Linked DNA regions of Homo sapiens: region 1 is linked to region 2. Evidence: read pairs that join two places in POLR2A ChIA-PET (ENCODE). Cell type or tissue: CD4-positive, alpha-beta T cell. All regions are shown on one strand. Links, peaks and the distances in the headings refer to the core of each region. The heading gives the core; the rest is flanking DNA. Region 1 overlaps LINC01934 (long intergenic non-protein coding RNA 1934). Region 2 overlaps LINC01934 (long intergenic non-protein coding RNA 1934).

Region 1 (5,390 bases), core at 266-5,265, 54 kb after region 2:
ATATCTTCCATGAGAATTTTTTCTAAATTTTTATGAGTACTAGAAATTGAACTTAATTCTTCTTAACTGAATAAACATAAGCAAATTGTTGCTTCATTTTGAGTCGAACATATAATCTGAAAGCAGAAAATTCGATTCTAACTTGCTCCTAAAGGATATTTGAGATTAGGAAGAAGTCATAAAAGCTTATCTTATTTAATTATTGAGAAAAACTTTTAACATTTTACTATTTTTGTTTAGCCTATGTAAATATCTGCAAACTACCTTTTGAGGAAGAATTGATGCATTTAAAAAATTCGTTAGGCCTAATGATCTCAAATTAACAATTACTCAAGGACTATAGATTAATAAATGAGATACATTGTGAAAATGATTTATAAGATGAAGAACAATATACATATTCTTAGTTCTTGTTATAATCATGTTGGAAATTACTACGTTCATTTCATATTAACCTAATGAGAACAGAAGCTGTGAATATGAGTGAAATGAAAAAATATAACAGCCTATTAGGCTGTTTCCACAAAGGACATGATGGAATCATTAAAACTGTTTGTATATGAAGATCCAAAGATGGGGAGGGAAAAAGACCATCACCCTACAATGGAAGTCAGGTTAACAGGCACATATGAACAAAGGGCAATTGACAGCGAAGCAAACCCCATAAAGAATGAAGAGATCATGAGTTCAGAAGTCAAAGGCCTTCACTAAAAACAGGGTCCCTTTGCTTCCCAGGGCTCCACCACCCTCCCTCCAGTTCCCTGACAAAGGGCTGTTCTTACACTTGCCTACCACTCTTTTATGACCCCACTTCCTCCCTGAAACTTAGTCTGAACTCCCTTTTCAAAGGGAAAATGTTTTGCTTCCCAGAATCTTTCTCAACCTAGGTGTGCAGGCTAGAAATTCTCTAGGAACTTATGTTTTGGCTCAGAGAATTCACATATTTTAGAAAAGCCCATTCTATGCTAGGAAAACTATTTGAAGTCTCAAAATTCGATGAAGACTGATACTGTCAGATGCTTGGAAATAGGCGGAAAATTTTCTGGGTCCTGAGACACCTAATTCTCTACCCTTTAGAAACCTCATCTAGTCAATAAAAATTTAATTGAAACTGAAAAAGTAGAACATGAAATTTTGAATAAATCTAACTCAGGGCCTTTCAGATGTTGACTGGGCCAAAAGCAAACATTTTCTAATGAGGAAAACCACATCCTTCATATAACAAAGGCTGTTTTCAAAAACCAGAGGACCAGCATGGTTAAATAGACCATCTCAGACAGCTGTTCAAGTTCAACAGTGAAATAATTAGACATTCCACACTGCTGCCATTTGATATGAGGTGTCCAGACAAGGTCTTTGAGGCAGGGAGACAAGGGTCGCTAACAGAAGACACAATGAGAAAAAAAAAAAAAATGGTGTGAATGGAATGAGTAATACTGAATGGAATTAAGATTCTGCACTTGCTTCACCAAAGATTTATTCCCAAAAAATCCCAAACCTAAATAAAGTAAGGCCTGGAATGCTGGAAAGCTTTCAGAGCTGGGAATGTGTGTGAGGCTGCCAAATGGGTCATTGTTTCTAAAAATGATATGTCCCAAGATGACAGCAAACTTGTTTTTTCAGACAACTGGCATTCGTCTGTGTGATTGTACCAGCACTTCCTTCTTTCTTGATTTGTCCAGAATCTGTTCTGTCCTGACAGGGCTGGAAAGTAATCCATATGTGTTGCCAAATTGAAGACTATGATTGTTTGAGGGTTTTTGAATATTATGAATATAATTTTCATTTGGTATATGCTACTATAATATTTAGTGAAGGAAGAAGAAATAGGTCAGCTTGAGCATATCATTCAGCAGGCATTTGAGAAACTTCAGAACCTTGAGGCTTTAAAGAGCTTCCTGTTAATGAGGTCTTTTTATTTGAGTTCATATGACAAATTTATCATCTGTACATTTTCATTGTTTTTCCTCATGATTATTCCTCACAAAGAAGTCTTTCCAACTGCATTTCCCCTTGATAAGCATCTGTTAGAGTTGGTTTGTTTTGCTCTGGTTTGATTTATTGGCATTATTGATGATTGTTGGGAGTGATCTGGTGAAGAGCTACTGCTTTTTCTCCAAAGACTGATTTCTAGAAAATGTCTATGTTGCTGCCTCCTATGTCCTTGCAGTCTCTTCACTCCTACTCCTACCCTAGCCAGCTGCCTCTCTGTGTTTTTGTCTTGATTAAAGGCTTCACCACTTACACAAAGCTAGAAGTCATCCTGTATCATATCTGTTTTACCCCCACATGCAATCAGTCACCAAATCTTGACAGTCCTGCTTCCGAGATATCTATCTTTAGACTGTTGCTTCTTGTCCTTTCTCGTCGCCTCTTTATGAGGCTATTGAAATAACATTCCCACTGGCCTTCCTATAATGATTGAGCACCCCTTCCCTCCCCACTCCTGCCCCTACCCTACAAATGGCCATCCTAGGCAATACCAACAGTTATTTCTCTCCTTAAAGGCTTCAACTTGTCCCTAGTTTCCTGGAGGATAAATTCCACAGTCACCTAGGCACCAAAGCCACTTCTTATCATACCCTAGCTCACCTCTCCAGCCTCATCTCCTGCCACACCCTCCCAGGCCCTCTGCTTCCAGCCACTGACCATCTCACTATTCCCTAAAATTTTATACCTTTTATTACTCTATTTCTCTACACATGCAGATCCTGAGCTTTGAAAGCTTTAATTCACTCTCTCTGCCAGGCTTTGTTTTGTTTTTGTTTTTTTAATCAAGACGCAGCCCAATGTCTCTTTACCGTGACATCTTTCCCTGCAATACTGTACAGAGTGTGCTGCTCCCTGAAGTCTGTTGACACCCGTATTATAGCACGTGTCTTGTTTTTTTGGACTCACCTTCCCACACAGAAACCTCTCTAAACATTCCATGAGCTCTGTGATAACAAAAACCATACTTCACTCATCTTCTTGTCTTCTCCTCCAAGCACCAGGCCTGGCAAAAGGCAGGAGCTCAGAAAAATGTTTACTAAATGATTCTGTAAGGCAGGCATTTCCGATTGCTTATGGCTTAAAAAAAGCAAGTCTTCTGCAGCACTCTCTGAGAAAGCCCTACACACAGGCCATGATTTTTAGTGGCAAAGAAGTTCTGCGTAAAACCAATAAATGGAGCTACAATAGCAAGGCCAAAAATAGGAGTATGCCCTACTGACATTCATTTATTTATCTACCCATTCATTCATTGAACAAATATTTTTTTGAGTATCCACTGAGTGTCTGGCACTATGCTGAACGCATCAGCTGTAACAGCTGTAGGAAAAGATGGAGTTGCCTTTCTAAGCTTATCTGGAAACTCAGATAATTCTACCAGAAATATTCCCTGGGAAAATAAGCAATAGATTATGTATGTGTGTACACTGTAAATATATAATACATATAAACAAGAGTGATACTCAAAATATTTTAACCACCAGTAGGGCATAGACACTGACTACTCAGATTGGTACATATATTTTGCCCTGAACCTTGCCCACAGAAAAAATAAAGTGTACTGAACTGACACAGAAAAAGGTAGGAAAAGGCATAATGAGATGACCTACCAGCAAGCCTGGAGCCTAGGCTGCAGGTTTGAAGAGATGTTTTAGGTTTCTCCATTTTTGTTTCTTCCCAGCCTCAGAGAAAGGAATATCAGAAATGAAACAGAGACCAAAACATATTATTTTGCTGGGCATGGTGGCTCATGCCTATAATCCCAGCACTTTGGGAGGCCAAGGTGGGCAGATCACCTGAGGTCAGGAGTTCAAGACCAGCCTGGCCAACATGGTGAAACCCTGTCTCTTCTAAAAATACAAAAATTAGCTGGGTGTGATGGCAGGTGCCTGTAATCTCAGCTATTCGGGAGGTTGAGACAGGAGAATGGCTGGAGCCTGGGAGGCGGAGGTTGCAGTGAGCCATGATCACAGCACTGCACTCCAGCCTGGGTGACTGAGTGAGACTCTGTCTCGAAAAAAAAAAAAAAACATATATATATATATATATGTATATATATATATATCGTGTAAGTAGCCACACAAAATTGGTACCCATTTTCTAAAGACTATCAATCCCTGTACACTAAAAACATGGCATTCCTTCAAAAACAGTGGCTGTTTGTGAAAAGCAGGGCAGTGGTCAACCAAGGGAGACGATAAACCCAACCTTTACCGGCAAAGCTGATAATGAACAGTCAGTTGCATGCTATTTCACAGCTGATACCTCTTCCCACAAAAAGGAAAAAAAGGGGGAAGATGATATTAATTGTGAAAGTTTCACAGATGTCTGCAGCAGTTGACCAGAGCTCCTGGGTTATTGCTTGTCAGACTATTAATGGGTTTGCCTAACCATGACAGTCATTTCTTTTCCCCCTCCTGTGAGCTACTTTCTGTGTAATTTATGCATGGGTTTTGCCAAGATTTGACAACTTTCAGGATATTAACATAAAATTAGACTGCAGAGCTGAACAATGGGTGGCTTTAAAATTAGTCGTGGTGAAAACCAATCAAACAGAATTGGCTTTTCCTTTGCATTGCTCCTAAATTTATTATTGTTGTCTTTCTCTTCCACATATAAGAGTTCATGTCGGCAGTTCTGCACAGAATAGAGAAATGAGAAAGGGGTGAGAGGGTGTGACATCCCATGGCCTTGGAGAGGGACTCTGTAACCCAGGCAAGCTCCCTCTAGATGCAATGCCTGACAGAGGCTTAAACGAACCTCTGCAGCAACCACTCGTGAAATTTACCAAAGCACACACATATTTTGAAGCTCATCTGAGAGGAGAACTTTTCCTTTGCCATCTCTCGGTTCCACACAGCTTGCTTAGTGAATGCCATTACAGAATGCAATGTGCGTGTTAATAAGCCAGGACATCTGGTAACCAGCTTTTTTCTGATTCATTAACTGACTCTGCTTCTGTGGCCAGGGGGGATGAGAAGAGAAATTGGAAGGTTTTTCTTTTAGCAAACGGGCACTTGATGTATGTCTTGCTTCTTTGGTCTAGCCTCAACTTTTAAACTTTACTCCAAGGTTAGTATATAAATGCAAGCATCCTTTGGCAAGAAGTGTCTAGTCCTGTATAGAAAACAAATAGTACTTAAATTATTCTATATAGTACGAGAATGTAGGTAAGAGAAAAGGAACCTTAGGGCTTATAGACTACATCCTATTTTAAAGCAGAGAATGAAGGGAGCGAAGAACATGCTTAAGGTGACACAGTATAGTGGTGGCAAAGGAGGGAGCCAACTCCAGGTCTCTTGACCCTCAATCCAGTTTTCTTTTCTACCTTAACGCATTGCTTAACTAACTTTTGGATTTTTGAAATGTATTTTGCTGAGTTTTTTTGGTCAGCAAACAGT
Region 2 (5,390 bases), core at 89-5,088:
ATATTTTGATTTTATTGGGTTAAAGAAATATATTATTATAATATGTTGGCCAGGAATAGTGGCTCATGCCTGTAATCCCAATACTTTGGGAGGCCAAGGCAGGTGGATCACCCGAGATCAGAAGTTCGAGACCAGCCTGGCCAACATGGTGAGACCCCCCCCGTCTGTACCAAAAATAAAAAAATTAACCAGGAGTGGTGGCGGGCACCTATAATCCCAGCTACTCAGAAGGCTGAGGCTGGAGAATCGCTTGAACCCAAGGGGTGGAGGTTGTAGTGAGTGGAGATCACGCCATAGCACCCCAGCCTGGGCAACAAGAGCAGAACTTTGTCTCAAAAAAAAAAAAAAAAATCAGCTTTTTCTTTTTACTTATTTAATGTGGCTCCTAGAAAATTTAAAATTACTCAAATTATATTTCTATTAGACAACAATAATTGAATGCTTTCAGGTTTCATTGTACTTCACTTGCTTCTCCTCCAGCATTATTTCTCTAGCATGAAGATTCTCAGTCCTTCATGTACATTAGAGTCACCTGAGAAACATTCAAATAATACCTGGGCCCCACTACCAGAGGTTCTAAATTACTGTTCTGGTCTGAGGCCCCAGCATAACTATTTTTCTTTCTTTCTAATTTTTTTAAACTTTGCATTCTAATATGAAGCCATTGAAGAGAACAACTGCTCTAACTATCTGAGCCTGTTTGGGTTGTGCAAGAAACTTAATTTTTCAGAAGGTATGGTATTTCTTTTAATAGTATTTTAGATGCTAAGTTTTGCATTTCTTAACTAGGCAGGGACATTTATTTTGTTGAATGATGCCTAATATGTTGGAAGATTGGACTTTTTAACTAAAGGAATATTTTTTAAAAATTTAGTCTTTGCTTGGTTAAATTTGTTTAATCATTGTTGGAACAAAGAGCCTTATCCGTATTCCGGTTTGTCCTCCAATTTTGGCCAGGAAGAAGCATTTAAAGCACTTCGAATAGAGCAAATAAAAGTTGCAAATCTGTTTATATTATGACTATGATAAATTAAATGTAACCAACAGTACTGGCTTAAAGAATATGCCTTTACAAGTCACAAAAATAGATCTTTCTGGCCCCTAATATTCCCAGTGCTATAAAAATGGACTGTGATAAACATACTAATAAAATTTTTGTGCTCTTCTGGATAAGCTCTAGTTTTATAAAATGCCACTAAAAGTTGATTCTTATTATATGTCATTGTATTCCATGGAGCCGACGTTCAGCCTCTCAGTTTTTCCATCATTTTTTCATAATTTACTCTCTTTTCTGTCACAATGTTCTGCTTCGTATTTCAACTCTCATTGCTGATTGGATGGTAGTCATAAAATATGGGTGATTCAGAAAATAAGTAAATGAAATGAAATAAAATTGTGGCTTATAAAATTACCCAACTTCAAAAAGGAAAAAATTACTCATAGAATCTGGGATTTTTTCTGGAGTCTTTGGTATCAGCTACATAATTGGTTTCTGTTTGTAAAATACCAGAACCTAAACCATACAGCTCTCAAAGTTTTATTAACATTTAAGCTGTTAAAAACTTACCTCCTTTATGATTTTATTTTTTTCCAAAATACTAAAATTCTCTTATCAGTTGGCTGTATTGGCAAGTTAGAATATAAGTTCCTTAAGGACAGGCACCAATCTGCCTTGTTCACTACATTTCTTCAATGTCCAGTAAAATAACTAACATGCATTTTTTTTTTTTTGAGACAGGGTCTTACTCTGTTAATGAGGCTGGAGTGCAGGGGTGCAATCACAGCTCACTGCAGCCTAGCCTTGACCTCTCAAACTCAAGAGATCCTCCTGCTCTAGCGTCCCAAAGTTATGAGATTACAGACATGACCCACCATGCCTGGCTCATATGCATTTTTTTAGTGAAAGAAAATAGAAATTTATAACAAAATATTTCAAAGTACAATATAGCTCTGTTACAGTGAAATTCATTAATGATAAAGTGAAGCTGTAATTCAATCACTCTGAATTTTGTCCTTTTTCTGTCTCTGTTTACTCCCAAATAATTCTAAAATTAGGTTACTGAATAAATTTAAAATATAAAATAATTTTAAAACAAAAAATTATGTTCACATTTGGGGAAAATTTTCAAGCTATAATGTAAGCTTGGCCTACCAAGTATTCTTTCCATTGGCAATGGTAGCATGGCAGCTATTTAACATTTTGAAGCAGATACCACTACTGTTACTTTCAAACAAATTGTAGTACTATATTTACCCATGTGATAGAGGTTGGATGATTGTATTGAGTATGACCTAGCATTCCGCAAGCATACCTTGAGTTAAAGCCTGTGAGCTGCGGTACAGTCACTTCATCCTGTAAAGCCTGTTGTGATAGCATCAGCCTAGTTCTGAGCTTATAGGCAGTAGTTTAGAATCAAATGCTTTGTGAACTGGCTCCATTGTTATTGAACAAATGGATATAGGAGCAGACTAAAACATTTGCCAGTAGATTGCATGCAAGACCTTATTACCTTGAAATATTCCTTCATAAAAAAAGGTATGAATGTAAATTATAGACACTTGTAAAAAAAAAAAGCTCCATTCTTTTGTGTAGATGATATCTCAGCTGAAAAGAATTTGAATTTGTGAAAGGGGGCATGCAGGACTCAGTTGAAAAGAAGTGGAATTTGCAAAACAAGGCAGGCAGGACTTGACCGATTTGGTAAGCTATCATCACATAAGCTAAAAATATAATTTTTTGATCAAGTTAGCCTCTTGCAAAGGTTTGAAGTCAGAAACTTGGTAATTGTTTGCATAAGGTACCTCTCCCAGGGGTACAAAATGCTTAGCAAAATAATCCTAATGATTGCTGGGAATTACTCAAGCCTCTCTGTCATTTATCATTAATATATCTGTATGCATGTGCTTAAAAGTGAGTAAAACTTTCAACAAAGAGAAATCCATGCATGTATTAAATTTAAAACAAAAACTATAAAATTATCTCTTAATTATAGAATATAACTTTTTTTAGAAACTCCAATATTTTGGAAATATTTTGGAGACTAATAAATCCTAGGGAATATGCAGCTGAATTCTGAGCATTGTTTTCTGTTAAGTGGCCACAAAATAGTTACAAACTCATCTCCTGGGATTATAAATGAGCTGTGTTTGAATCATGATTCTCTCCCTTACTAGCTATGTGGTTATGAGCAAGTAGCATGACTTCTCTACCCTACAGATATCTTGTTTTTAAAATAGGAAAAGTAATAATACACACTCAATGTTGGAGCTGTTGCAGAAATTCATTTGGGTAATAGATATGAAGCAGCTAGAATAGCCAGTGTTCATTAAGTATGAGCTATTAATATTAATGATTGCTTGACTATGGAAAAGTATGTAACTATGCAAATAAAACTGTGCAAAATCCTTGACAATAAAAAGTTCAGCTCTAGCCATTAACTCCTCTGGCTGGAAGATGTTTTTGCACAGTCAGACTAGTTTGTTTTTGTTCTCTGAATTGCTTGCTGCTTAGTTACCTAGTTACTGGGGTTGAGAGCTAATATTCAGGGATGAATCCTAATACTCTTAGTTAACAAAAAAAGTCTATAAAAAATCTAGTGTTTATGTTATCATAATTTATCAAGAATTTGTGATCTTCCAGGTACTATGCATGAATAGTTTCATCTAATCTTTACAATAACTCTGTGATAAAAGTACTATTTTTATTCCTTTCATGGTAAAATAACTAAAGCTTAGAGAAGTTATGCAGATTATTTATTTATATTTGTGATTTTAAAAGTTAAACTTTTAATCAAACTCATGATTTCAAAATATTTTTGTATGGGATGAGGCTAAAGTAGCTACCCCAGTGGGCAATATGCCCTACGTAAGCCAAATAAATGTCATGGTGGTGCTCAGGCATACCTATTAAAACCTTTACAAGTTAAATGATTAGGATGTAAGTATAATGTAGATTGTTTGGTTGCTAATACGAATTTTCATATACCGAATTTCCATGTCATTATGCAGTTCTTTTCAGTGATGTACTACATATCACTTCATATGTGAAGTATCAATTATAAATTGCAGCTGGGACTATACACTCTTTGATTTCCTTTTCTCTTGAACCTATCATGGACCCGTGCTTTATAAATAAGTCCTTTAAGGCATAATGCTGAAGACATTGATGGAAATATAGGTGCTATGGTTATTGCAATGAAATCAGTCATGTGCTTTCAGAACAGTAGGAAGACCAAATTGATGAATCACCTGAAACCATCTGTTACTGTTACAAAAGCACCAGCTGCAAAGAAAATAAAAATATACAAATATATTGAAAATTATTTGAAATTTGGATTTTAGTAAACTGTCAATGAGTGTAAACGTCTTCATTAGATATAGTGTGTTTTGGTGACACTCAAAGTTCTAGTTAGAAAGCATTTTGTCTCAAACATCAGTTTTGAAATGTACAAAGACTACCACAGGAAGCATTGAATTTTTAAAAGCAAAGCAGGTGGATATTCAGGTACCACAGAAACATCAGCACAGAGTGGGGGGAGATGAAATGTCAATGTTGCAGAAGCACTGTTTGTAATGTTGGTTTCTATTGCCCAGGTTGGTGATACTCAACTGGTGAGACACCAAATCAGCTGTAAAAACAGTTGCAAGTGATGGTCAGTGGGACAAGGCAACGGGAAACAATATCTGATGGGGCAACTCCATCAAATACAACAGTTCATCAGACAGTGACGATACAACCTAAATGTAGAGCAGTGTTTATTATCCTGAGTACAATGAAGTCCATAATATTCACTGGAGACTGGAAGATGAATTCATTGACATTAGCAATTCAGCTGATCTTATCATGTTTGTCAGATATGAGCTGAATAATAGGTTCCAAGAAGACATGTTGTTTGGCCGATCTTTGTTAACTCTTACAACTGCAAAAGAGATTTTAAAATTATTGATAATTTCTAGATAAATAATGACATGCAAGTGATATATTGGTTATGCACAGATGGTGCTAAGGCAACAGTATCCAGTAAAAATGACTTGTTCCATGTATTCAAGCTATTGTACTGGAAACAACATCTACTCACTATCCATGCATAGGGGAAGCTCTCACCACCAGAGAAGCTATTTAAAATTTAAGAAACAGACATCATGAAGCTATATAAAGACTATTAACCATGTTAAGGACTGCAAATTGAATTATCTACTTTTTCTCTGTTTTGAGAAACTATTAGCATTGATTACAAACAATTACTATCTTTCACAGTAACTTGAAAAAAAGTCATGTCTTTGGTAACAAAACTTACACAATGTATAAGAGTACACGCATAATTTAGATTGGCTTTGCCAATCAGCATATTGAGGTTATATTTTGTCCTTTAAACAACCTATAAACTTAT

The links. ChIA-PET counts read pairs that join two places held together with the same protein. Peaks named below come from ENCODE experiments on the same cell type or tissue, not always from the same donor. Only the 100,000 strongest peaks of a DNase experiment are listed, where the experiment ranks them.
Region 1: POLR2A ChIA-PET joins it to region 2 with 5 read pairs; 5 of 35 experiments call an interaction of 5 or more read pairs at or near these places.

The regions. Positions count from the first base shown.
Region 1 is chr2:181,370,586-181,375,975 of GRCh38, forward strand. All of the region lies in intron 4 of LINC01934 (long intergenic non-protein coding RNA 1934), which reads left to right. Among named protein-coding and RNA genes, the nearest start is that of MIR4437, 68 kb to the left of the region's middle. In CD4-positive, alpha-beta T cell, for the core only: no CTCF peak of the experiment used is centred there; no DNase peak of the experiment used is centred there; H3K27ac peaks cover 524 bases.
Region 2 is chr2:181,316,344-181,321,733 of GRCh38, forward strand. All of the region lies in intron 3 of LINC01934 (long intergenic non-protein coding RNA 1934), which reads left to right. Among named protein-coding and RNA genes, the nearest start is that of MIR4437, 13 kb to the left of the region's middle. In CD4-positive, alpha-beta T cell, for the core only: no CTCF peak of the experiment used is centred there; no DNase peak of the experiment used is centred there.